3 separate regions of the Mus musculus genome follow, and regions 1 and 3 are each linked to region 2. A link is a loop called in an ENCODE intact Hi-C map of the cell type or tissue named here. Cell type or tissue: left cerebral cortex. All regions are shown on one strand.

What was found. Hi-C counts contacts between places; a loop is a spot of excess contacts. Peaks named below come from ENCODE experiments on the same cell type or tissue, not always from the same donor. Only the 100,000 strongest peaks of a DNase experiment are listed, where the experiment ranks them.
Region 1: a loop joins it to region 2, with 7 times the contacts of the local background. A loop is called at or near these places in 4 of 42 quality-filtered maps.
Region 3: it touches region 2 in a loop (3-fold over the local background); 2 of 42 quality-filtered maps call a loop at or near these places.

What each region holds. Positions count from the first base shown.
Region 1 is chr2:70,562,568-70,570,567 of GRCm38, reverse strand. Gad1 (glutamate decarboxylase 1) reads right to left here. Exons shown (of 17, transcript NM_008077.5): 2 at 6,658-6,800; 3 at 3,320-3,382. The coding sequence starts at 6,736. It overlaps Gad1os (glutamate decarboxylase 1, opposite strand), which reads left to right and starts at 7,211. Exons shown (of 3, transcript NR_040496.1): 1 at 7,211-7,309. In left cerebral cortex, a CTCF peak has its summit at 3,018; DNase peaks (open chromatin) are centred at 2,022, 3,080, 3,673, 7,394 and 1 more place; H3K4me3 peaks cover 2,636 bases; H3K27ac peaks cover 1,612 bases.
Region 2 is chr2:70,656,523-70,664,522 of GRCm38, reverse strand. It overlaps Gorasp2 (golgi reassembly stacking protein 2), which reads right to left and starts at 3,014. Exons shown (of 10, transcript NM_027352.4): 1 at 2,763-3,014. The coding sequence starts at 2,825. In left cerebral cortex, CTCF peaks have their summits at 501 and 3,093; DNase peaks (open chromatin) are centred at 3,093 and 6,732; H3K4me3 peaks cover 2,019 bases; H3K27ac peaks cover 1,318 bases.
Region 3 is chr2:71,206,722-71,214,721 of GRCm38, reverse strand. Dync1i2 (dynein cytoplasmic 1 intermediate chain 2) reads right to left here and starts at 2,776. Exons shown (of 16, transcript NM_010064.4): 1 at 2,648-2,776; 2 at 167-283. The coding sequence starts at 274. In left cerebral cortex, no CTCF peak of the experiment used is centred here; a DNase peak (open chromatin) is centred at 3,015; H3K4me3 peaks cover 1,319 bases; H3K27ac peaks cover 783 bases.

The sequences.
Region 1 (8,000 bases), 94 kb after region 2:
GTTTTTAATCATTGAGATCCTTTAAAATGATCCAAGCTCCTCACGGCTCAGAGAGGCCCTGCTAGGGAGCTATTTGCTTCTCTGAGATGGAGGAATGAAATTGAAGGGAGAATAATATTGAGTGGGTGCTTCAACAACAGTCTGACTAGAAAGGGGTCCTGGCTAGTGGTCCCTGAGACTGCCCAGGACTGCCCTATATTCTCTGTTGTTCTATACCCCAGCCATCAGCATTTAAGGCTAGCCTGTAACTGCTGCAGGAAAGAAAGGGATCTTGAACTTGTATTGGTTCAAGTTCACCCACCCACACTCAAATAAAGATGGGTAGCATCCCCAAACGGACTCCTCCTCTGCTGGTGGCTGTTCCTCATTCTTACTCCCAGTGAGCCCTGTGGAACCAGAGAGTGGCATGGCATGCTCCAGACAGCTGTTTGCAAGTGGAGCTCCAAGCTTGGTGTGGCATAAAGACACACGGTCACTGGGCAGAGGGGATGCTGAAGCCCAGCACCAAAGCCACTTAGAGAAAAGAGCTCCTCTTTCCTCTTCTTCTTTTAAATGGGCACACAACATATTAACAGATTGCCTACATTTTTTTTTTTACAAGAAGCCAGAGCTACAGAGTGCCTGGGCTATCTCTCTCTTTAAAATAGGCAAATAATAAAAACTTAAACACACGTGTGGAAGGACTGTCTGAGCAGCAAGTTCCGGACCTCTGCAGAGGAAAGCGATGGAACACAAGGGTAGAGCCCAGTTCTTGCCACAAGCTTTCGTTTACTCTATCTAGGTCATGCCACCGCGCCCGCCCGCAGCGGATCTCCAGCAGAACCCTGGGTTTCTTCCATCCGATTATTCCCTGGGGTTCAGCCTCTGGAGCTGAGAACCTGAGTAGTGACCCCCCATGGCCATCCTTGCAGCTTCATTTCCTGGGGTAAGAAGAAGCAGGGTAGGGGATGGCTAAGAACTGCATCTCAGCAAGGCATGCGGATGCTGGGACCTTCCAGGGTGCTGGATTCAAGGGTAAAAAGAGACTATTAGATCCTTGGCTGTCAAGGCAATGGTGGTATTAGGTCAAGAAGGTGAAGTACTCCTCATGCAGAAGGGTCTGGGATTAAGTGAGTCCGGGGAAGGGGTGTAGCGGAGGCTATAGATTCAGGCTCAACATTAGTTGACCAGTATACTCGGCTTTCCAGCTTAAAATGGAAAGCCAGAGTTGGCCCAAAGCATGGGAAATGAATCCTTATGTTATTTTGCTTGACAGTCTCATCCTCTGCTCTCCTCCCTGTCACTCAGGTTGTAACTTTCTTCGTGTGTGTGTGTGTGTGTGTGTGTGTGTGTGTGTGTGCGTGCGTGCGCGCGCACAGAGAGAAATCTTTTTAAGGATGACAGCCACCCACCTCCAAGTCCACTACCTCATGGCATTGGTTGTTAGAAGAGGCAAGGTGGAAAATGTAACAATAATTTAGAGCCTCCACTCCTGTCTCAACTGCTCTAACTTTATCCTGGCCCCTTTCCCTTTCCCTTTCAGGACATCCCGGTTGTCTCCAACAGGACCATTTGGACCTTGTCTTCCAAGAGCCAGTAGCAAGAGCAGCGGGAGGCAGGAAGACCACTGTCCCTACTCACCCTCTCCCACAGGCCAGGAGCCTCTAAGACAAGTGGCCTTCACCCAGAGACCCCAGAGTTCCTTCCGTTCTGATTGCCAGTCCGTTGCTGCTTGCGCGACAACGACTGAGGCAGAAGGCGAGAGCCAAAAGGGACCAAGCAGGAAACGGGCCATTAAGCCAGGAATGGCTGGGTGGGAGTGGGAAGAGGCTATTAATAGAACAAAGCTCGGGGCTGTCAACGACGTAAAGACCGCTTCTGGTGTTGCCCACCAGTTTTGAGCGCCAGGGATTGGGTCAGGTCCCCAAACCTCTGGGTCCTATGGCCGAAGGGCTAAGCTTTTCCAGAAAATGAACTACGTCTCGCAACTAAACAAACGCACTAGGTCTTCGCCACCCGCAAATACTGGACTCCCGGATCCAGAGCCCCAGTGATGCAAGGAGGGTGCTGCACGGCCAAACACTGAAGGACGCTGGTTTCCAAAGGCCCTAAATAACCACTCTCCCCAGCGATTCTAAACAACCACAGACCCGGAAGCAGGGGGAGGGGCATGAGGGTGCGGGAAGGTCAGGCCTCACTAGCACCCACTCCCCTCGGGGCTCCCTGAGCTTCTTAGGCTGGGGAGGGTTCTGCGCCCCGCGCCTGCTTGGCTGCTATCTCGAGCACAGCAGCTGACGGATAGCTCTTTAATAAGCCCCTCGTTAATCTTCCCCCGCCTTTCCACCCCCTGCCTGGGGACACCCGTATTTTCAGGCCCGATAAGGCTGGAGAATTTTAGACAGCGAAATGTAGTCAGAAAAGCAAATCCTCATTGTTCAGACGAAGCCACTCAGCTGTGTCCCTTCGAACAAATCCCAGCCCCCCCCCGCCCCCATTTTTTCCTTGGGCGTTTTCATTTCAGATCCTCTCGTTTCTTTTCCTCTCTAGCTTTCGGATCTGTTTTTCTTTCCTGCTGGCAAATCGTGCCAGACAACCTCCCTCCCCAACATTCCCTCCCTCCTTGCAGCCCCCTTTGCGCACCTGCCCCACTTCCTTTCTTTCTGCGCTGTTGCCATCGAAGAGCTGCAGGACAAACGGTCTAGACCGCCCTGCTCACATCTCCCCTAGACAGACCACCCAGAGCTGCAGGCAACCTTTTTCCTTTCTTGGGCCCCCAAAGCCCCAGGAACGAAATTTGAATTACCGTGGCAATTAGGTGCAAACCCCACAAGTTGGGGAAGTCACTTTTAATGGGGGGTAGTGGTGGGGGGTGGAGGATGGAGTGAGCGACCACGAAGGGTCAGTTACAGCCTTGATAGATATTGCACCTTTGGTCTGTTCGCCGGGAAAATCAGACCGGTTCACACTTTTTATGAGATTTTACACATTCGAGAGCAGAACGCACTAGTCCAAGCAGCCCAGCGCCGGCGAGGATAGCCTGGCTGCCGCTTGGGGGTGCTGTATCCCAATTTCTGAGGCCATACTGGGTGAAATGAGTCCCCATAGCTATGCGGTTTCTGATTATAAGGACTCCAGAGGAAAAGGCCTCTCCTGCCAAGTGAGAGAGGCCACAGGAGGGTAGGAGCCTCCAAGGGACCGCATCCGCTGGGCGCTGGAACAGTAAGACAATTAGAATACTAGACCGATGGGTTAGAGTCTCGCTTCGGATGTGGGACTCTCCTTCAAATTCAGTCGCTTCTCCCTCGAGACCCATCCAGCCCCTGAGGGCCTGTTTACTTACCACAGATCTTCAGGCCCAGTTTTCTGGTGCATCCATGGGCTACGCCACACCAAGTATCATACGCTAGGAGCAGAGAGAGAGAGAGAGAGACAGGGGGGTGGAAATTAGAGAGCAGATTGGTCGGACCAATGAGAAACTGGGTAGAGGGCAAAGGTTTTCGCGAGGACTGTGGAGGTTTTCATGAAAAGGCACGGAAAAAGCTGTTCTGGAAGGAGCAAGGAGCTACCCTACTTCTTTGGCTCAGATAGAGCTCCCAGCTCTCCTCATGTTTCCTGCCTACTGTTGACTTCAGGAACCAAACCGTGTCTTGGAGAACTGGGCCTCACAGCCACGGACCCCGCCCCCAAGCGATCCCCACCAAGGCAGAGGCAAACTCAACACACAAAGATCCAGACCTTGGCACTGGCGTGACCCAGCACCCACCCGCCGGGCCCAGCCCCGGGTCCCAGGCCTCGGACTTGAAGGGCGACAACACACCCGCTCAGATAGGGAACACAGAGGCATCTGGGACCCAAACGTCTCATAATTTCTTGGCGGGTCTCCAGCCGAGTGGCAGCTTAAAATAAACTGGCATGAAATGGGGTCGCGGAAGAGTTCAAGAATTAATTGGGTGAAAAATAGTATTTGAGTAGATGATCGGACTCGCATGGCTGCTCCAGTCAGATTGGGGAGGCGAGAAGACAATAGTGCGCCAGCCAGTCCTGTCCTCAACCCCACCCCACCCCCCTTCGCAACCTGCCCCTCGTTAACCCTTCCTCCCGACTTCTAGAGTCTGAAACACGCTGTTGAGAGCACCTTTCTCCAGGTCTGAAACCCGGGCGGCAGGACTTGCCCCTCGCCCCCCGCCCTTTCTCCCAGGCCAGTCTCAAGGCGTTCTGGTCTAAGGGTCTTTCGCGTTAACTCCCAGCAAAGAATGCAAAGAGGGAGAAGCCTTCCCGCAGACTCCTGAGATGGGCGCTAGGAGAAATCCCCTTCCTATCCCTCCAAGCAAGGCGCCTCCCATCCTCCACCCCAGCGGTGTGGGAGTGTTAGCTGCGATAAGCAAAGTGACATCCATTAAACCTCAGGCACAACAGAGCCCCAGAGAGGCGAAGAACCAGCCTGACGTCGTGAGACAGTATGTCACGGTAGGAATTCCAGTGACAGACAGGAAATCTGTGCAACACCAAGCCCCTAATAATAGTACCTGGAGCATAAAGCGCTACTTCCACCCAGTATCTGTGCTTTCTCTTTAAACTACAATCTCATCTAATCACCAGAAGAACCCAGGAAAGTGTTGTAGGTCTAAGACTCAGGTGACAAAATCATTTCAGCCCAGAGGCTACAATTTCTCAAGGTCACTTGGCCTGAGGTTGGTGTTCAGAAATATTCCAGTGCCGTCCCCCACGCCCCAAGTTAGGTGTTAATAAAAAACAGGTAGGAAGAGAGATGGGGGTCGAGAACCCCTTTGTTGTAGCCGGAGTTAAGAATGCTTCCCCCCCCCCCATAGGCGATAGGCAGGAGGGCTCCTGCTTGCCAGGGGGTTGCTGGGATAAGGTGTGAGGGTACAAGGTGTGTAAGGTGTATACTGGAGCAGAAAGGGACGCCTTCCGGTAGACCCTGCAGAGGCAGAGCCCAACAGCAAACTGGGCGGGTGGGGGTGTGTCTTCCAGGGAGGACAGAAATTAGACAGAGCAGGCAAGCTCTCTCAGGCTTTCTCCAGTTAAGGGTTAGGGGTTCCCAGGGAAGGGAGGTGGAGGTGGGGTGTCCTTAGATCTCTGGCCTCCATTTAGGTGGTTTCCGGAGGTACCACACCTTGTATGGACTCAGATTATCGACTTGGCCTTTGCTGAGGCTGGGCATTTGAGAACTATGGGGTAGTCTGCTAGGATGTAGAGGTGCCTAGTGTGGAGGGTGGTCCCCAACCTTGCAGAAGGAATAACGGTGTGTGTTGGGGGATAAAGACTGGAGTAAGATGTGGGGAGGACTGGAAAATAAATCTATCAGGGTTCAATCTACAGACAAAAGGGGCGCAGGCCTCGAGTTCGGCCAGGCCAGCTCCCACTGCTGACTCCACCGCCAAGGCCTGGATCACGTGCCACCGGCACTGACGACTCTGCCTGGGATCTGCTTTGTTGTGTGGGCAATTGTCGCTTGCCTGTGTGCAGGAAGGGGGGGGGGGCTGCTAAGAGAACTGCAAGGTGGCCTGAGGACTTAGGGTCTCCTGCCTCAGAGTCTGCACCAAGAAATTCAAAGGGGGGTTTCCTGCCTTCAGCTTGCCACTTGTGTACACGGGAACTGTTGTTTTCACGGGGCTTACAATAAGTGCCATAAAGACGCCAACAATAAAGCACTCTCAACCACACAGATCTCCCGCAGCTCCTCTTCTGTAGAGATTCTGGTGGTAGGGGGCGCAGAGCTGTCTGGAGCTGATAGAATTTTGGGAGAGGGGTGGTGAAAGACTTAACCCCAACATGGAAAAAAGATAAATCCCACGACTCCAGTCCTCTATGTGGAGTTAGAAAGTCAGGCTGAATTAGAGACAGATCGGATGGGGAAGCATAAATGCCCTTTTATCTGGTTTCTCTATTCTCCCCAAGACTTGTCACCTGCTGACAGGTCTCTAGAAAAAAGCACAGGGGTGCTTCTGCCTCCTGGCTTGCCAAGCCACATCTCCTCCTAGTTAGCTGCCAAGGTGCCCCCCCCCCCGTCACTCTGGATGATGCTTAAATGCCCCTCCCTCGCCTTTTTTTTTTGTCTCTAAGATGTAATTAATTGAATCTCAGGCAGTTTTGTGCACCTTTTACGCCCCTGGCTTCGCCCTCACTCGTCAATAGCTAGACGCAAATTTGGAGCAATTAGGGACCCAGAGTTTTCTAAAAGCTGCAATTAACGTCGAAATTTCCCCTGATTATGGACTGTGAGTACAGCGCTGGGGGCGGGGGGGGGTGGAGGAAAGGAGAGGAGGAGGTCAGGTTTCATCTCAAACCTAGAGCTAGGAAACTGTTCTCGCTGAGACTCCGGGTTCCTCACACTACCCCTCTGTTCTGACCCCTGTTGTCCCGCCAGACACAAAAACACAACACAGCTCCTTGAACGTCTCTGCCCCTTAGACCCCAAAGATCTTTCTTGCCCGGCCCTTGTGAAGTCCTCGCTGCTCTTCGGTGCCCTGGGAGTAACCTCGCGTCCCTGGCAGCCAAATGACCTCTAAGCAGGAACCTGGAATAGGGCCCCATTTGTTTCTCAGCCTCCATCATTTCTACGCTCTCCTTTCGCGTTCCGACAGCGCAGCCTCCCGCAGTGCCAGCGCCCCCACCCTCGCTGCAGTCCATTTAATAGGAAACTGGGGCAGGACCTACTTGTAGGGCGCAGGTTGGTAGTATTAGGATCCGCTCCCGCGTTCGAGGAGGTTGCAGGCGAAGGAGTGGAAGATGCCATCAGCTCGGTGGTCTTGGGGTCTCTACGGTTCAAGGGTCCCCCGCAGACTGGGCGCAGGAACAGGCTGCAAACAGAAGGGAGAGCTGTGCCGGGAGAGCTTCTAGGTCCTGCGGCCCGGGGCACCGAAGTCTCGGAGACAGAAGGGAGACCAAGGGCAGCGAGCTGGCTGGGTCCTGGTGCGCGGTCGGTGGGAGGGGGTGGGGAGGCGCTCGCTAGCTCTGGGACTGGGGCGCAAGCACAGTAGCCCCGGGCGACTCTCAAGTCTAGAGGCGCAACGGGGTGCTCCGAGTGAGGCTCACAGCTAAGGGGCGCCGGAGGCGGGTGCAGGACGCGAGGGATGGGGTGAGGATAGGGCCAGGAGCACTAGGGAGCACTCATCGAGCAAATTCCAGCCCAGCCGAGACAAGCCCCATTGGGCTCCCAGCAGCCTGGTGAACGGGCAGAAGAGGAGGGGGGAGGGCGTGCGGGGCGGGCACGTCTGGTTCGGTGTCTGGCTCCCGTTGTTGTGTCTGGCCAATTCCTTGGAAAGAAGGAGGCTCACAGCGCCGGGGACAGGGACTTTGGTGAGACAAGGTGAGAAGAAATAGGTCCTCCGCCCCTCAGGACTTGACCCGCTAAGAATCAGTCACCTTGCACTCCAGACAGCCAAAAGGCAGCGTGTCGAAGCCTTGCTGATCAGTTTCTTGTCCCACCTCGTTTCTAGCTTTCTCAACCCTAGAGCGAGGCTCCGTCCCAGATTCACTGTTTCTACTCTACCTAGTCCCCAGAGTTCGTTTCACTGAGCCAGAGAAGGTGGCAGAGGGTAAAAAGGAGACCGTCACCCGGTGGCGAATTTGCGCCTAGGGCGCAAGAGACCTCGGATAGAAGAGTGCGCGGTTCCCCTATTTGGTGTTTGTTCGTGGACAGAGTGAGGGAGAGAGGGCGAGAGAAGAGGAAGAGATGGGGAGAAGGAGCGGGCGAAAGAATGAGAGGAGAGGGAGGAGAACGGTAATCTGGGTAAATCTAAGACCCCGCAGAGCGCAGCCCACCAGCCGCCTTTTGCGTGTCGTCCCTCGGGCCGAGCATCTGTCCCCCCCCCCCCCCGCAACCTCCGCGCGCTCTCGCAGCTCCGCGGGCGGCGGTGGGACGCGGGTGCTGGGGAAGTAACAGGTTATCGCTCCTCGCACCTTCTGCCGCTGCTACCCAGGCGCGTATCCGACAGCCGTGAGCTCCGATCCCCCAAGCGCAGGCAAAAAATGGCTCTGGGGTCACTTCAGCCCTTATG
Region 2 (8,000 bases):
GCTAATTATTTAGGCTGTATGACTAATCTATCTTTATTTGTTCTTGATTTTAAACAGGGTCTCAGTCTGTAACTAAGAGTAGCCTAAAACTCATTTTGTACTCAAACTTGGTCTTCAACTTTTGGCAATCCTGCCTTACCTCACAAGTGCTGGATTATGGGTGTGGTTGACCACACCCCACTCTAATATATATTTTGCCCACACTCAACTTCATTATGCCACAGCATTCAAAACCTTTGTGGCATATATATAGGGGGTAGAGGAAAGCACAGGAAAATAAAGACAAAAACTCCAGCAGTATTTACCTTTAGACAGTGCAATTTCATGAAACTTTATCTTGAAATGTGTTTAAGTGTTCTATAAAGAACGGATAACCAGAAAACACAGCAACTTAGTAAAATGAAGATCAGTACTTACAGAATGTTAAGTCTGTAATTTTGGAATGTATAATTCAAGTGAAACAAAAAGAATTTAAGGGTCTGAACATATCCTTTGAAGAATTAAAGACCAGAAAACTCCGTGCTCAACACCAGGAGGTGCTAGTTAACCACATTCTCCTATGAAGCTCAATGCAGTGAACCTCACGGCCCTGTTAGGAAACATCACAGTCACAGTAGGTATCATATGCTTCCACCAGTTACACAAAGAAGCAAAAACCTGAGAAAAGCAGATGAGGTGTGGGAAGAGATGCTTCTCTGCATAAAACACACTGAATGACCGCAGGAGAAACCCTGCCGTGGTCAGTCACCTCTGCAATGGGGATAACAGTAAATATATAATGGGATCACAATTGCACCGAACCATGCGGGAAGGCAGAAAAAAACACGTATACGCCACCTAAGAGAACAGACAGGAAGACAGAAATTCATAGCACCTAAGAAGATAAAGTACTCTGCTTAGAGTAATTGCTGGGTCTGTTTCCGATTGCCCAAAGATTGTAAAGCAGAGCTGAGCAGTAAGTACTGAAAATAATCTCTCCAAGTTTACTTGATTATGTGGATTCCTGTAAGATAGCAGCAGATACGGGCATCAGAAGAGCAAATAGTGTTTTTACCACTAACAAGTGAACGGCCAGCAAACTGGTAGTTACCACAGAAAGTGAAATTACATCAGTTCAAACATGGGTGAGTTTATCTCAAAAGTTTCCTGCTATAGACACATTGGCTCACAAGATCGGGGTCTGTAGTGGGACGTACCACCATGCCTTAGGAAGCAACGGATAGGAGGGAGAGAACTCTTTTTTTCTCTCTGAAAACAGAGGTAAGGCAATGAGTGGCAAAATCAGGGAGAGAGAGGGTTAAAAACTTAAAAACATTTGCTTTCATGACATAATCACTAAAGCTCCCTTGGTTTATACCCTCTATACAATGATTTCATATTTTGTAACATTTGTGCTCCAGATGCAGACTGGTAACTGGGGCTGCCCCTACTATTTCTAAAGCTCAAGGAAGAGAGTAATAACACACCTGTACTAACTATGTGTGCACTCAGAAATCCTCCGAAGCACACCTATGAAGACGACATACTTCAACTGTCTTCCATAGGAATGAGCTCATTAAACTGAAGTTCTGTTGACATGAAGATCCATCTAAGACCCTAAAGACTATTTTTTTTTCCTACTCATTAACACTAATGTGTCTTACTAGGTTTCCCTGGGTGTTTATTATAATAAAAATACTGCAGCTCCCTAAGGGTTCATGGCCACACTCAGAATCTGCAAGTAACAGGATAATACACCTCACATGAGTCAACTCAGAATCAGACCAGATGAAAAAGCATCGCCATTAATTTTCCTACGAACCCGGGATGAAGCAGTTCTTTCTCCTGTGTTTCCTATTAGTGTGGGATTTAGGAGTTTGGTTAGCTGAAGGAAATAGGAAAGTAATATGGCATATGAAGAAACACCCTGGAAAAACAAGGGCTTCAAAAGTCTCTTTTGAGTGGAATGGAGAGACAACCACAATCCCGACAACCAGGTGACCAATCACAGTCCTATCGTTCAGGTATCTGGGCTATTTTAAAACGTTATCTCATTCAGAACATGCGACCCAGGGCAGAAAATGAAGGTAAGCAAGCACACTCTCAGAGAAGATTGTCCCTAAATGGCGATGCAGACTGAGGCCACTCTGTTCACAGCCCATGTTAGCACTCACACAGGTGTCACCACATTCCTGGTTCCACGAGGAAAGGACCGTTCACAGGCGGATGTGTCTTTGACCCCTGGTGTCTGGCGCTGCGTTTCCTCATCAAGCCTGGCTATTTTGGAAACTCTCCTCCGCGGACCTAAACCTCAATCTCCCCGACTATTTCATCTTAGAAAGAAGAACGGAAGTTCCTCTCCTCCAGGAAATGTTGGAGAGATCTGGAAGGGTCAGGAGCGACCCGGAACGGAAAAGTCCTATCAAAAATCAACTAAATTTAAGTCTGTCAAATCTAGCCCGAGGCCGTTCGTGCTCCTTTCCCTGTCCAGGTGGCCCTTGCAAGCATCCAGGGGTAGCCGAGATGAACCGACACCGGTCGTGACATCTCCGCTTAGCCTGTGGCTCCGTCACCCTCCCCGAGAACACAGGTACGGGTTCCGGCTCCTTCTGGAGGCGGCGCCCCTTGCTCTTCCTAACTCTGAAGCTCAGGCCAGTGCGCGGCGAGGCCGTGCGGAGGGCCAGGAGCCAGGGTGGTGGGTCCCGGGCCACGTCGCCGGCAGCCGCGCCCAGGGTGCTCCGCGGACTCGGGCCTGGCCGCCCCGGCGTCCCCCCGGGCCTTACCCGCAAAACGTGGTAGCCCTCGGTGCCGCCGCCCGGGATCTCGACGCTCTGCGAGGAGCCCATGGCGGCGGGCGATCCGTACGACCCGGCCGGCTCAGCGCTGCTCCGCCTCGCGCACCGCCCGCTTGGCGACTCCGCGTAGCTCTTGGGACGTGGCACTTGCAGCAGCCCGAGCCGGGCCGCACAGCCCGCCGGGAGATCGTCGCCCGGCAGCCACGGCCGCTGCCACGCCGCAGACAGCGCCCCCTGACGGGAGCCGGAGGGAACGATCGGAAGAGCGCAGCGGGCGGAGGCAGGGAGCGCGAGAAAGCGGAAAGACAGCCCGGAACGCGACGGCTCGCTACGGGGCCCCGGAGCAGACAAGACTTATCTCGGCGCGTTTCTACCTTCGCAGAAGGGTATTTGGTCGCAGCGCCTCCTGGTGACCAGAGGCCAGAGAGGAAGGGAGCAGATGCCGAGCACGCCTGGCGCTTGCTTTGTTTTAGGTCTTGTTTAATAAGATTGTATACCTGAGGATAGTTCACAGTGCCTTTCTGGGGTTGGAATATCAGGTATTCTCAGCTCACGTTTATAAAGAGCAGTGTTCCCTGAAATAAAAGCGGTTACTGTTTTGTTGTTTTTCTTCTCGTCCTGATAGAACACTACGGAGCTACGCAGGAGCGAGGGGCAGGGGTTGGATTTCCTTGGAATTTTGCCTGTTGCCCCACTGCACCCCTCTCAGTGTTCCCTGCCCCGTCTCCTCCCCATGCTATAGTTTGACTTTCAGTAATGGTGTCCCATCCAGGTGTTGACTGTCTTTGGTGTTTTGCAGTGTGAGCTATTATTAAGGGTTCTGAAGTATTCTAGTCCCAAATGGTTTTTCATAGTTAACCCAACACGCCACCAGTTAGATAGTCTAGTTTAAAGGATAGGTAGAGGAGCAAATGAGTGGTGCTCTAAAGAGCCAGGGGAATACAGTACGGGGACCTTTCTTCCCGACAGCTGACCAGTTCGCCATATGGAATCAGAATCATATGAAATTAAGAAGACTGGACTGAAAGAGATACCCATAGACAAAACTAAGAAATACCAGGAAGAGCTTGCATTGGGATCTGGAGTGAAGCCCAGAGGTTTCATAGTCCCTAGCCTGTGGAGGTGGAGGAACCTTGAAGGGATGGACCTTGTAGAAGGAAGTTGGAGTCTGTCCTTAAAGTAGGGAGTAGAACCCTGCCGCTTACTTTCTCTCTTTGCCTCACAGCTGCCCCGAGATGAACAGCTTTGCCAAAATAATGGAGCCAACAGCTATGGACTGAAACTACAAGCCAAACAAATCTTTCTTTCTCCTTTAAGTCGTTTTTTTGTCATTGACAAAAAGCTAACAGAAGGCCAATCTGAAAAAATTCCTAGGGCTGAAGAGGAAGGAGGCTTACGGGTTAAAAGTGTTGGCTGCTCAGTCATGTCAATGGGAATTCAGATCCCAGCACCGACAATAGACTGTCTATAATGCTTATAGCTTCAGCTCGAAGGGATCTAGCACCCTCTTCCAGCCTCAGTGTAGACACACACACACACACACACACACACACACACACACACAGAGAGAGAGAGAGAGAGAGAGAGAGAGAGAGAGAGAGAGAGAGAGCTGGGATCTTGCTGTGTTCTCCTGACTAGTCTTAAATCCCTGATTCCCAGTGACTCTCCTGCCTCAGCCTTCTGAGTAGCTGAGATATGCCACTGTGCCTGGCTTGTAAATGGCATTTTTGGTGCAATTGGAGAAACTTGAATATGGTTGCTAGAATATTAGATTTAGGAGAAGACTATTTCTTTTAATGAAAAGGAAGATAATTACTGAGGTAGGGAGCTAGTTAGAAGACAGACTGAGCCTATAGGCATATAAAATGATTTTTTAAAAATAAAGTATACATTAGTGCATTCCTCCACATAGGACTGTCTGGGATGATAAGAGAAGGGGCTATACTATGGACTTCTGAGTGGTAACTATGTATTTATCTTGGGTTCTTATGTATTCTATACTGCTCAAGGACCTGCCTTTTTATAACAATTTTTGTTTAAAAATTGAAAATAAATTACCACGTCTCTCTTTGCTGCTAATAAGCCAATTATAGTATCTTTCAAAGACCCCACGAGTCCATAGTTAAATAAATGAAAGGTGTGGTCACATGACTTCTCAAGAGCAGGGAGTGCAGCAGAGTTGGTTGCATGTTGCTGGTATGTACTGGAGTGCCTGGCAGCTAATGCAAAGAATCAATATTTAATACAAGACAATAAATATAAGAACTAGATTTGTTGATAATCATCTTATCCTGCTGGGCAGTTAATAATCTCCTTCATGGTACTGATATGTTCAGATGCCAAAGTTTTAGCTTAGGGGTTGGGAGATGGCTCAGGGTGAAGTCATTCACTGGGCAAACACAAAGACTCAAGTTCAGATCTCCAGAATGCACATAAAAAGCCAACCCATTGCTGCAGGAGTCTGTAGCCCCAGAACTGGGGAGGTAGACACAGAAAGAGCTTGGGGACTTGCTGGCTACCAGCCTAGTGCCAGGTTCCTAGAGACCCTGTCTTAAGGAAATAAGTTAGAAAGTGAGACCAGAGTACACAGTGACACACACACACGAGAGAGAGAGAGAGAGAGAGAGAGAGACAGAAGACAGAGACACAGAGAAACACATATGTATGTATGTATGTATATATATGTATAAATGTATATATGGGTGTGTTTGTGTATAAATTTGGATATACACACATATATAAATGTGTCAAAAGAGTATATATAAATCTAAATAGTATATAAAATAGTATATATAAATCTAAATAGTATATGTAAAATAGTATATGTAAATTTAATCTGTCAGCTTAAAATAGTAACAAGAGAAGAATCACACCTGAGAGCTGAAAACTCGGTAGTCACTTGATCCTTGGGGCTGAATGCGTCAAGTAGCCCCACAGTGGCTGTTTCTCTCTTCGAGTTGACAACCAGTGGTTACTCAATCCACAAGTCAGGGTGCCTCAGTCGTTCCAATCTGCTGCCAGAAGCGCAGAAGATTCCTGGAGAGCTGCTGGTCCCTTGTCCATGATGACAGCTTGGAAACTCTAGCTCTGATATGACTGAGGGAATCAGCAGCAGCAGCAGCAGCAGCAGCAGCACAAATCAACTCCATGGTAAGAGGGACATCCAAGTGAGCAGAAACAGAGATGATCTCCTCTCTGACAAACACGTTTTAGCTTGACTTAACTCATGCATGACTTAATTCATACAATTCCTGCACTTCTCAAAAGTTCATACCCCAGAAATTCACACTAGCTCTCTTCTCGTTGTGTGCTCTTGGAACAGTTAGCTCCTTAGTTTCTGGTAACATCTCAGCCATCACCATAGGCTTGCCTTTCAGTTGGGCTAAGAATCCAGCTTTTGAGGGCTGAGGGATGTAGCTCAGTGGTAGAGCCTGGAGCAGGTCTGGTATGATAGCATCCATTCACTATTAGATCTAGAGTTTATGGTGGGGAACATGGTGTTAGTATTTGTCAGGAAGTGTTTGCTTGGCATGTGCAAATCCCCTGCCTCAACCTCTTATTTTCCCACATTTTCCTGGAAGAGGAGGAGGAAAATTTAAAACATTACTGATTTGAATTAAATAACTTCACAAACAGTTAATGTGGCTTCTATTTCTGCCTCATCAATATGTCTGTTGTGTGGCAGTTACTAACAGGTGAGGTACAGATTTGAGACCTTTAAAAAAATATACCCATTACTCCTGTTCCTGGTATCAGTCTGCCTTCTTCATTTTGTTGGGGCATATGCTCAAATGGAAGGTAATGAATAAGATCCTGAGGATGCCGCCAAAGCGAATGTAAATAAATTCAACACAGTGGAGGAAAACACATGGGAAATTATTGGCCATGTCAGTCACAGTCTGAGTCAGAATCTGCTGCAGGCAAGTTGGCATTTTGAAAACATCACAGGCAGCAGAAAAGTGGGCTTCTGCAAAAACCAAACACCAAACCAGATACCTACAGCTAAAACCAATCAATCAAACCAGTAGCGGCTTACTTCATAGAACCAGCCTTTATGCATTTCATCTGGGTTTTGTTGATTCTGAACTATCGTCAGTAAGCAACTCATGATGGCAGGGACACTTTTCTTCCTACGGACGAGTGCAGCCTTATCCCTCCCTGCCCATAACCTGGAAGGTCTGGCTCCTTCCTGAAGAGATCAGATAAGGGGTCAGTCCACACGGCAACCCCTTCGTTGTGTAGTCTGCTTTGCTACTTAGCAAAATTGTCATGTTAACGCCATAGAAGCCCAGCGGCCACTGCCAGGACTACAGGGACTGATGACCTGTGGGCAGTGTATGACTCCACATGATTGGTACCCAGGAAGGGGCAATTTAGCAGGATTCTGCTCATAAAACACACGGAGTGAGAGCTGGGCTGAGCAATGAACAGATTGCTGTCTGGGAACTGGCAAACTCGAAGAGAAACACAATTTCGCATATTTGCATATCAGAATGGCAGCTGTGGAGGGTGTTTTGCCCTGTGCTTTGGTAGTGACAGAGGAGCGACACAGAACAGCTTCTGTGTAGGTAGATGAAGGGATGCAGATTTGTCTGTGTGCGATGTTAACAGGGAGTGGTAGAGTGTTGGCTTTCCACCCTGGGTGGGAATCAGGAACTCTATAAAAAGGTAAAAGTCCAAGCGCTGCTCTGTCCTCTTCAGAGGTGGATCTCAGGTGATCCTGATACTCAGCAAGTTTGAGAACTTCCTCATGAAAGCAATGTCTGATAAACCTGGGCTTATTTAGCACTGGGACAGATCCTGTGGGAAATTGAGTGGTCACCAGACTCAAATGGTACTGACATTCTTGTGTGCCTTTAATGTTTCCTATTGTCAAAAATTATTTATTTAATGAGGCAAAGTCTCAATGGGTAACTCAAGCTGATTTGGAAGTCACTGTGTAGCCCAGGCTGGCCTTGAATTCACAATTCTGCCTCAGCGGCCCCAGGTTACAGGAGTATACTATCATGCTTGGCCCATTTATTTTTGAAACAAGCTTTTATTATCTTGGGACTGTTCTTAAGGCCTCAGAAAAGCTGCAGACAGCGCACAGTTCTTGTGTGCTCTTCACTCTGTTTTTCCCATCGTTCATATCTTACAGGAAATTGGAGCATTAGTCAAAACCAGGAAGCACACATTTGTGTCAGGAGCTGAAGTCTATACTCCTCTCTGATTTAACCATTTTTT
Region 3 (8,000 bases), 550 kb before region 2:
ACCCTGGACCAGTTTCCTCATCTTCGTACACCTGCCTTCAAAGTACAATTCACTGATAATGCTGCACAGGCAATAACAGCTTGGGAACTGCACTGGTACTGACGATATTATGGAATGCCCTGACTCATACTCAAGGGTTTTGCTTGTCTTAGTGAATCAAACATACTTCCTTTTTTTTCCTTTCCTCTTCTTTCCTCTTCTTTTCTTCTCTGATTTGGGCCAACCGTTGCTTCTTACGTTCCAACTCAGCTTTTAAATCACTTTTGTCCGACATGGTTGTGACCTTAAAAAGCATGCCAACATTAACAATAATCATTACATTGATTTAAAAGAACAAGCAACAGGCTTTTTTTAAAAAAGTACTTCAAGAGGTGTACCAAGAAGCTAAGAATTTCAATGGTACCCATAGAGAACACACAAGTTCTACTTTTAAAATAGCAAAAACCATATATGCATACTGTTAAAATGTAAGAAAAATTATACACAAATGTATGAAGAAATATTTCCTAGAACTTGAGCACAACAGCTAGTACATAGATGTTTTCATGTTCCTAAGCCCAAATTTAACAATGTGTCACTGTAGCCAGGTTGGCCTTGAAATCATAATGTAGCCCAGGATGTCCTCATGGCGATTCTCCTATCTCAGACTCTGGTGTGCCAGAGTTAGCCAGCACACCCAGATTCCATGTTTTCTGATGTCTCTGTATTTGAGTACTAGATAATAAAAGTCATAACTAATGCTTAAAACAAACGACACTGTTGGTTTTAAGTTCTAGACGAGTATGATAGTTCACACCTGTAATCTGGGCTCTCTAGGAGGGAGGCACAAAGATTCTGAGTTCCAGGCAGCCTGGGCCATACAGGGCAAGACAGGCTTTTAAAGAATGCTTATGTCTTCAGCTATGAAACCAAAACTATTACCAGAGATGTCTGTGTTTTGTTCCCAGAAACTTAATAAAACACTGAATAGCTAAACAGGAAGTTCCTAAAAATTCTTTTAAATTCTATAGATGTTCCATGACAATCAATCAAACAGTATATTTCCACCTAACACCTTCTTGTGGCATTCTTATGATTATCTATATGGGCCTGAAATGTTCCATGGTAGATAGTCATCTGGATGAGTTGGGGGCTGTGTTTTTATGGTTTTTGTTACCTTCACAGCATAGCAACCTTAACACTGAGCTCACAGCTGCTAAACGATCCATCTGCAAAGTAGATGGGATTACGAACACAAGCGTGTCCTCATACTGACTGTTATGCAGGAGGGAGGGAGGAACGAGGAGCTTTCTGAACTGGAAAGGTAACCTAGGGACTCAATGTAAGGTAGGAGCCAGGACCTTGTTACCTTCTCTACATTACTGGTTCAACCTTTGTCAGTGTCTCTCTCCATACAACTGCAGGATTAAATGCTTTTGATTAAGGAAACTGGGTTAATAACCTCTTGAAAAGTCTAGGAATCTCTTAGGATCACAATAAAGTTGGATTAAGGGCAAATTTGGTAAGGAGGAAAAATTCATCTATGAAAATGAAAAACATTCTTCTATGTAAATGAAAAAGGGAGAATTCTTGGTAGCGTACTTCAGAAAGACAGGACAGTGGGCAAAAACTAGTGAGCAAGTAACAGGAAATCCCTTTAATATACACTTTTTTTTCCATTTTTTATTAGGTATTTAGCTCATTTACATTTCCAATGCTATACCAAAAGTCCCCCATACCCACCCACCCCCACTCCCCTACCCACCCACTCCCCCTTTTTGGCCCTGGCGTTCCCCTGTACTGGGGCATACAATGTTTGCGTATCCAATGGGCCTCTCTTTCCAGTGATGGCCGACTAGGCCATCTTTTGATACATATGCAGCTAGAATATACACTCTTATATATACTCCCAACCAAGTCATTTGAACAAACTCGCAAAGCAAAGCTCGTGTTTCTTCACCCACTCTTTTCAGGTCTCTAAAAAGCTTCATACTGTAAGGGCTGTTGAAGAAAGTTTCCATACACATCACTCTGTATGATTTTTTTTTGTATTATGTATGATAAATAATACATATTATTTTCTGTTTAGGACCAATTGTCAACAATATACCAATACTGCCTGGAATCTAGTTTGAAGAAATACTTCTTCCTTCAACTCTAACTATTTTGTCCCGCTGAAGCACGGGCGATCAGTTAGCTCCCTCATTATCAGACAGGTCAGGGCCTCTGCTCCGTGACTGACAGGTTCATTTTCTTAAAACTCCGGAAAAAGGAAAGTGTCTAGAATGATGTTTACAATCACAGTGTTCAGAGACCTCCAACACACACGCTAGGTGCCTGGTCATTGCTACTGACCCAAGTAGTAGTGATCTTTATTAATAAAAACCAAGCAAAGCTTAAGGAATTACTTTCTCCCTAGGCTTAAGGCCAAGAGGGTGCGGTCCGGGCTGGGGTGTGTCCGAGGTCCACCAGACGGGTGCAGGACAAATCCCGAGGGTCCAGGCCGCCTGCGGAGGGTCCCGAAGGGTTGCCAAGGGCCCTGGTGGCCTCCCCAGGCCGCTTTGAGTCACCCGGGCCGGCGCTGTCAGAATATCGGCCGGGCGGCCCTACGAGCTCCAAAGCGGCCATCAGAGGCAAAAGGGACTTGAAGGAAGCGCGGCCGACCGACCTGTCAGGTGGCGGAGTGGAGATCGCTTTCTCTGGCCGGTAACTTCCCGGGAACGTCCCTCTCCAACTGTCGCCGCCGCAGATCCGCGGCGTCCCAAGCACACAAAGAGGGATGGGCGGCGGCCGCTACGGCGAGAGCCGAGGGACAAATGGCTGCGCCGAGACGCGGTCTCACACAGAATCAGAGTCTTTGCCGCCCAGCGCAGAGGGGCGGCCTCTCCGTGACTTACCTTTTGTAAAACAGAATCTCCCGGTTGAAACAGATACACCGGCCCGGGGCCCGAAGCGTTTCCGCTTTGGCAAAAGCTGGACAACCACACCTCACATCCTGGGGCGGAGCCCTCAATACCTCCAGAGAACTTCAAGTCCCGGCAACCAGGCGCCCTGCCTGGGCGAGCGAAGCTCTGTGGGAGTTGTGGTCCCACTAGAGGCAAGGAATGCTGGGATATGTAGTCAGTCTTAGCTTTCCTGTCCCCAGCACCAAGGCCATCTTTCTGCCCTTAAAATGCTAATGAGAACATTCCAGAGTTTGTATTGAAGGTGTTTTCTTCCGTGGAACAATGATTACAATGCAGCATGTGCTGCTTAAGGTCTGTGGCCCAACATTAACAAAATCTTAAGTCCTGTTTTTCCATAATGAACCTGAGAAAAGGGCATTTTAAGAAGTTTATTTATAGGCATGTGCTCGTAGATTGATTTGCAGGGGCCATGGATTATTGAGGATTCTTGTAGCATGTGACACAAGATCAAAAATAAACATATATTGGGGCTGGAGAGATGGCTCAACTGTTAAGAGCACTGGCTGCTCTTCCAGAGGTCCTGAGTTCAATTCCCAGCGACCACATTGGTGACTCACAACCATCTGTAATGAGATCTGATGCCCTCTTCTGGTGTGTCTGAAGATAGCTACAGTGTTCTTGTATAAATAAAATAAATAAATCTTTAAATAAAAATATATTAATTTAAGCAGGGCATGGTGGCGCACGCCTTTAATCCCAGCACTCCGGAGACAGTGGCAGAGGCAGGCGGATTTCTTAGTTCAAGGCCAGCCTGGTCTACAAAGTGAGTTCCAGGACAACCAGGGCTATACAGAGAAACCCTGTCTCTAAAAACAAAACAAAACAAAACAAAACAAAAAAATAATTAGCATAAAAATAATTTCTAGTATTTTATAACAGAATAGTTTCCTCCAAAAAGTGTGTTTGGTAAGAAAGCATTTTATACTATTGGATCTGGTTAGATTTTTAATATAAAGAAAATAATTGAAATAAGAATTTACCAGAAGTGCATGGGCTGATGCATGTGGCTTGAAGAATTTATTTGAATAATCTGAAGCATTATTTGCCAAGTATTAAAGCGTTATTTGCTAAATATTAAAGGTAATACCAAAGCATTACTTTCTTATCTTCTAGAAAACTGACAGGAAGAACATTGTTTAAGTTTAATATTGATCTCAAATTTGAAGCTTTAAAATTTCAAAGAGCGTTTAGTTATGCAGACTTTGTTTCCTTCTTTCCAAATAGTTTTTGTTTAGTCACTTGAAAATTGTTATGAGTAGCCATTCATCATGTACCAGGAATGGAGCTGCACACTCTCAGAGCTGAAACAAACTTTCCTCTTCTCAACGGAGAAACACTGGGTTCTCAGTTCCATCAACTGTTAAGATGAGATTGTGTAACTAAGTCATAGAAATAGGTAGGTAAGAAAAAAAATACTTTCATTAAGAGATGCTTCCAGGTACGAGTCTTTGATTTTGGAAAGTTGATTAGAAATCAATCATGGCTGGGCAGTGGTAGCACACACCTTTGATCGCAGCACTTGGGAGGCAGAGGCAGGCAGATTTCTGAGTTTGAGGCCAGCCTGGTCTACAGAGTGAGTTCCAGGACAGCCAGGGAAAAAGAAAGAAAAAATTAATCATGAAAACAAGATTCAGAAAAGTACCATGGTACTGAAAAAGAAGAAGAAGAAGAAGAAGAAGAAGAAGAAGAAGAAGAAGAAGAAGAAGAAGAAGAAGAAGAAGAAGAAAAAGGAGAAGGAGAAGGAGAAGGAGAAAGAGAAGGAGAAGGAGAAGGAGAAGGAGAAGGAGAAGGAGAAGGAGAAGGAGAAGGAGTAGAAGAAGAAGAAGAAGGAGGAGGAGGAGGAGGAGGAGGAGGAGGGGGGAGGGAGGGAGAGAGGGAGAGGGAGACAGAGGGAGAGGAGGAAGAGGAGGAGGAAAATAGGGTTAAAGTACAAAGATGAGAGCGTAGAGCATAGTAGAGAATCAACAAATAATTCAGAATGGCTGTGGGCTAAAATTAAAACTGAGGATTGAAGCCACAGGAAGAGCAAAGTCATATATATCCAAGCCTAGACTGAGATCAGTCACTCACAGACCGTGAAGGCCAATCTAGAGTTCTGATGTCCGGCCATGTTTGTTGTCAAAGCTTGACAATGACACCATGGGCTCATTTTCTGATGTTAGGAATTATATACTGGTGTCAGGGACAGCTTCAGAGAAGAGGGACAATTGCCCCAGTCCGATGACTAAGATAGCCTGGGCAAGAATACCACTTCCTGTTTCTTATTCCGTACAGAGGGGAAAAGAAAAGTCTTCTCAGCCATTTCCCTTTAAAAAGCAAAAGGAAAGGAAGGAGAGAGAGAGAGAGAGAGAGAGAGAGAGAGAGAGAGAGAGAGAGAGAGAGAGAAAAGAATGACCAAGCCAGATCTTGTCAATTAGTGTTGGAGTGTTTGCCTTGTGATTGCTCAGCTGGGGCCTGAAGACTTGTAAATGTATTTAGAAGACAGAAATACAACATGTAAGACAGCAACAAAACCTGGACCGATTGCCAGGAGAAAATGCCCCAAAGCTGCTGGAAACTCACTCAGCAGGAATTTGGGGAGTGTCTTCATAAATGGGCAAAGTTCTCACATCAAATCCATTGATGAGCCAGGCTGTGTGCATTGCCCTATGGTATGGTCTCTGCTGTCTGCAATCTTCAGGCTCCCTTGGAGTCCCCACTGTGTCTAACAGAGCCCTGTGAGTGGCTGCTGATGCTGCAGCTCATCGAGAATAAACAGAAAGTCCGGTGACGTTGGGCTGCACCTCACATAACTGTAGTCACCTGAAACTGTCATGTGGTTCCCCAGCCCCAGCTCTTCCCATCTGATCTGCCATGGACATATGGTTTCATGACTTCTGTATGTTGTGAAAAAGGAGACCTCTCAGACATCAAAAAACTCTTTCCCTTGGGAGTTTTACAGTGAAACTCAAATCCCAATAAAATAGACACCTGGGGGGAAGAAAGAAAGAAAGAAAGAAAGAAAGGAGGGAGGGAGGGAGGGAGGGAGGGAGGGAGGGAGGGAGGGAGGGAGGGAAGGAAGGAAGGAAGGAAGGAAGGAAGGAAGGAAGAAAGAAAGAAAGAAAGAAAGAAAGAAAGAAAGAAAGAAAGAAAGAAAGAAAGAAAGAAAGAGAGAAAGAGGAAAAAAAAGAAGAAAGAAAGGGGCACAGGGTGCTGGTGCAGATTCATGCCGTGATCTGGTGCAGGTAACACACACTTAGGTATCACAGAAGATTCCACTGAACTCTGTCTTTAAGATGGGTCCTCCTTATTGTGTTTATATAGTGTGTGATCAAGAAGTTAAGAACAGCCAAGCAGTGGTGGCGCACGCCTTTAATCCCAGCACTTGGGAGGCAGAGGCAGGTGGATTTCTGAGTTCAAGGCCAGCCTGGTCTAAAGAGTGAGTTCCAGGACAGCCAGGGCTACACAGAGAAACCCTGTCTTGAAAAAACAAAAAAAGAAAAAAAAAAAGAAAAAGAAAAAGAAAAGGAAAGAGTCACAGCTGTGTTCTGCTACCCAGAGCTTCAGGGTCTCCAAGGAGCCATGGGACTCGCCAGACATTTTATAAAAATCAACCATAGCATTTACTGCCCTGTGTACTTTCATCACACAGACTACCAAAAAACTACATCACTGAGGAAGAGAGCTAAATCTGACAGCAGTGCATGAAGCTTTCTAGCAATGGTGCCTTTTTACAAAATACTTTTAATTATGTGTATTGTGTGTAGGGTGTAGACTTGTGAGTATGGATGCCTGCAGAGGCCAGAGGCATCATTTTGAGTTACAGATGGTTGTGAGTTCCCTGATGTGGGTAAGGGGCCTCAAACCCCTGTCCTCTGGAAGAACTGTATGTGCTCTTAACTGCTGAACAGTCTCTCCAGTCCCGGACTATCACACCATTTAATATTTACCTCTATTATCACTTGGTTAGATAAACCTTTGCTAAAATGACATATTTGAAAGTTGAAAATATATTTCTATGAAGAAATATCTTTCCCAAGACCTTTGCATAAAGTGTGTGGTCTCTACTACTTTACCCCACATTAATTAGGGGTTGTCAAAGATCCTGCTTTGGTTCTCCAAGATCAGGAGGCTCTGCCTCTGGGACTGAACAGTTGTTCATCTTTTCAATATTAATAGCTCCTCTGAGCTGCTGGAATTTAAAATTTTTTTTCTAAACACTTCACCTTCAGGAACTGTATTTGACCCTTTCAGCAGCACTGACAGAAGAAAGGGCTTTCTCCCAACTTTGGAACTATCCTAACTTTGCCATTTCCTCTCCCGGGCAAGGGAAGCTCTTTAAGAAACTCGCTTCCCACAGGGGAGTGCTCGTGGGCTGACCAGCAAGTCTCTCATAATTTAACCGCATTACTTTTCTATTATCCTTATTATTGTTCTAGTCTGTATTTTTTCCTTCAGAGTGTTTGCTGCATTGTTAACGTAATACGGGCTTTTTCCCCATTATTTCCTCTACTTGTCTTGATGCACATATTTTCCCTCTTAGTGTCAAAATAAGGTGATGGGGAATTCGGAGTCCTTTCCGAGCTGAGAATACTTTTGTAATCTGGCAACCTTTGGCATGAAGCACATATCCTAGTGAATGATAGAGCACTTAAGAGTGATTCACCACTGAACATTACAGAAAATAGGCTGAGGGGCTCAAAAACTCAAGGCAAGTTCCTTCTACTCAGCGTGGTGTATGTACCGGATTCTCACTTTTCTACCCCCTATTATGTGGTTAAGAGAGAGGAGATAATGACCGGCTTCCTAAAGTTACCTATAATGCACTCAAAACTCTGTTAGGTGTAATGGTTTTAAGAGGCAGGATGAAAACACAGCTAGGAGATCAACACAAAAGGAATCATTTTCAGATAGCGACAGTGAGCCTGCGTCCTTTTGCCTGCACGCATGCACACACACACACACCTCCCATTAACTGTAATGGGAATTATGAGTGCCCCATTAAAGGAGCTTATACCCTCCAGATGTGGTGAGAGGATGTTCATTCTCCCTGGGTTTCTTATATTGATTTAGTTT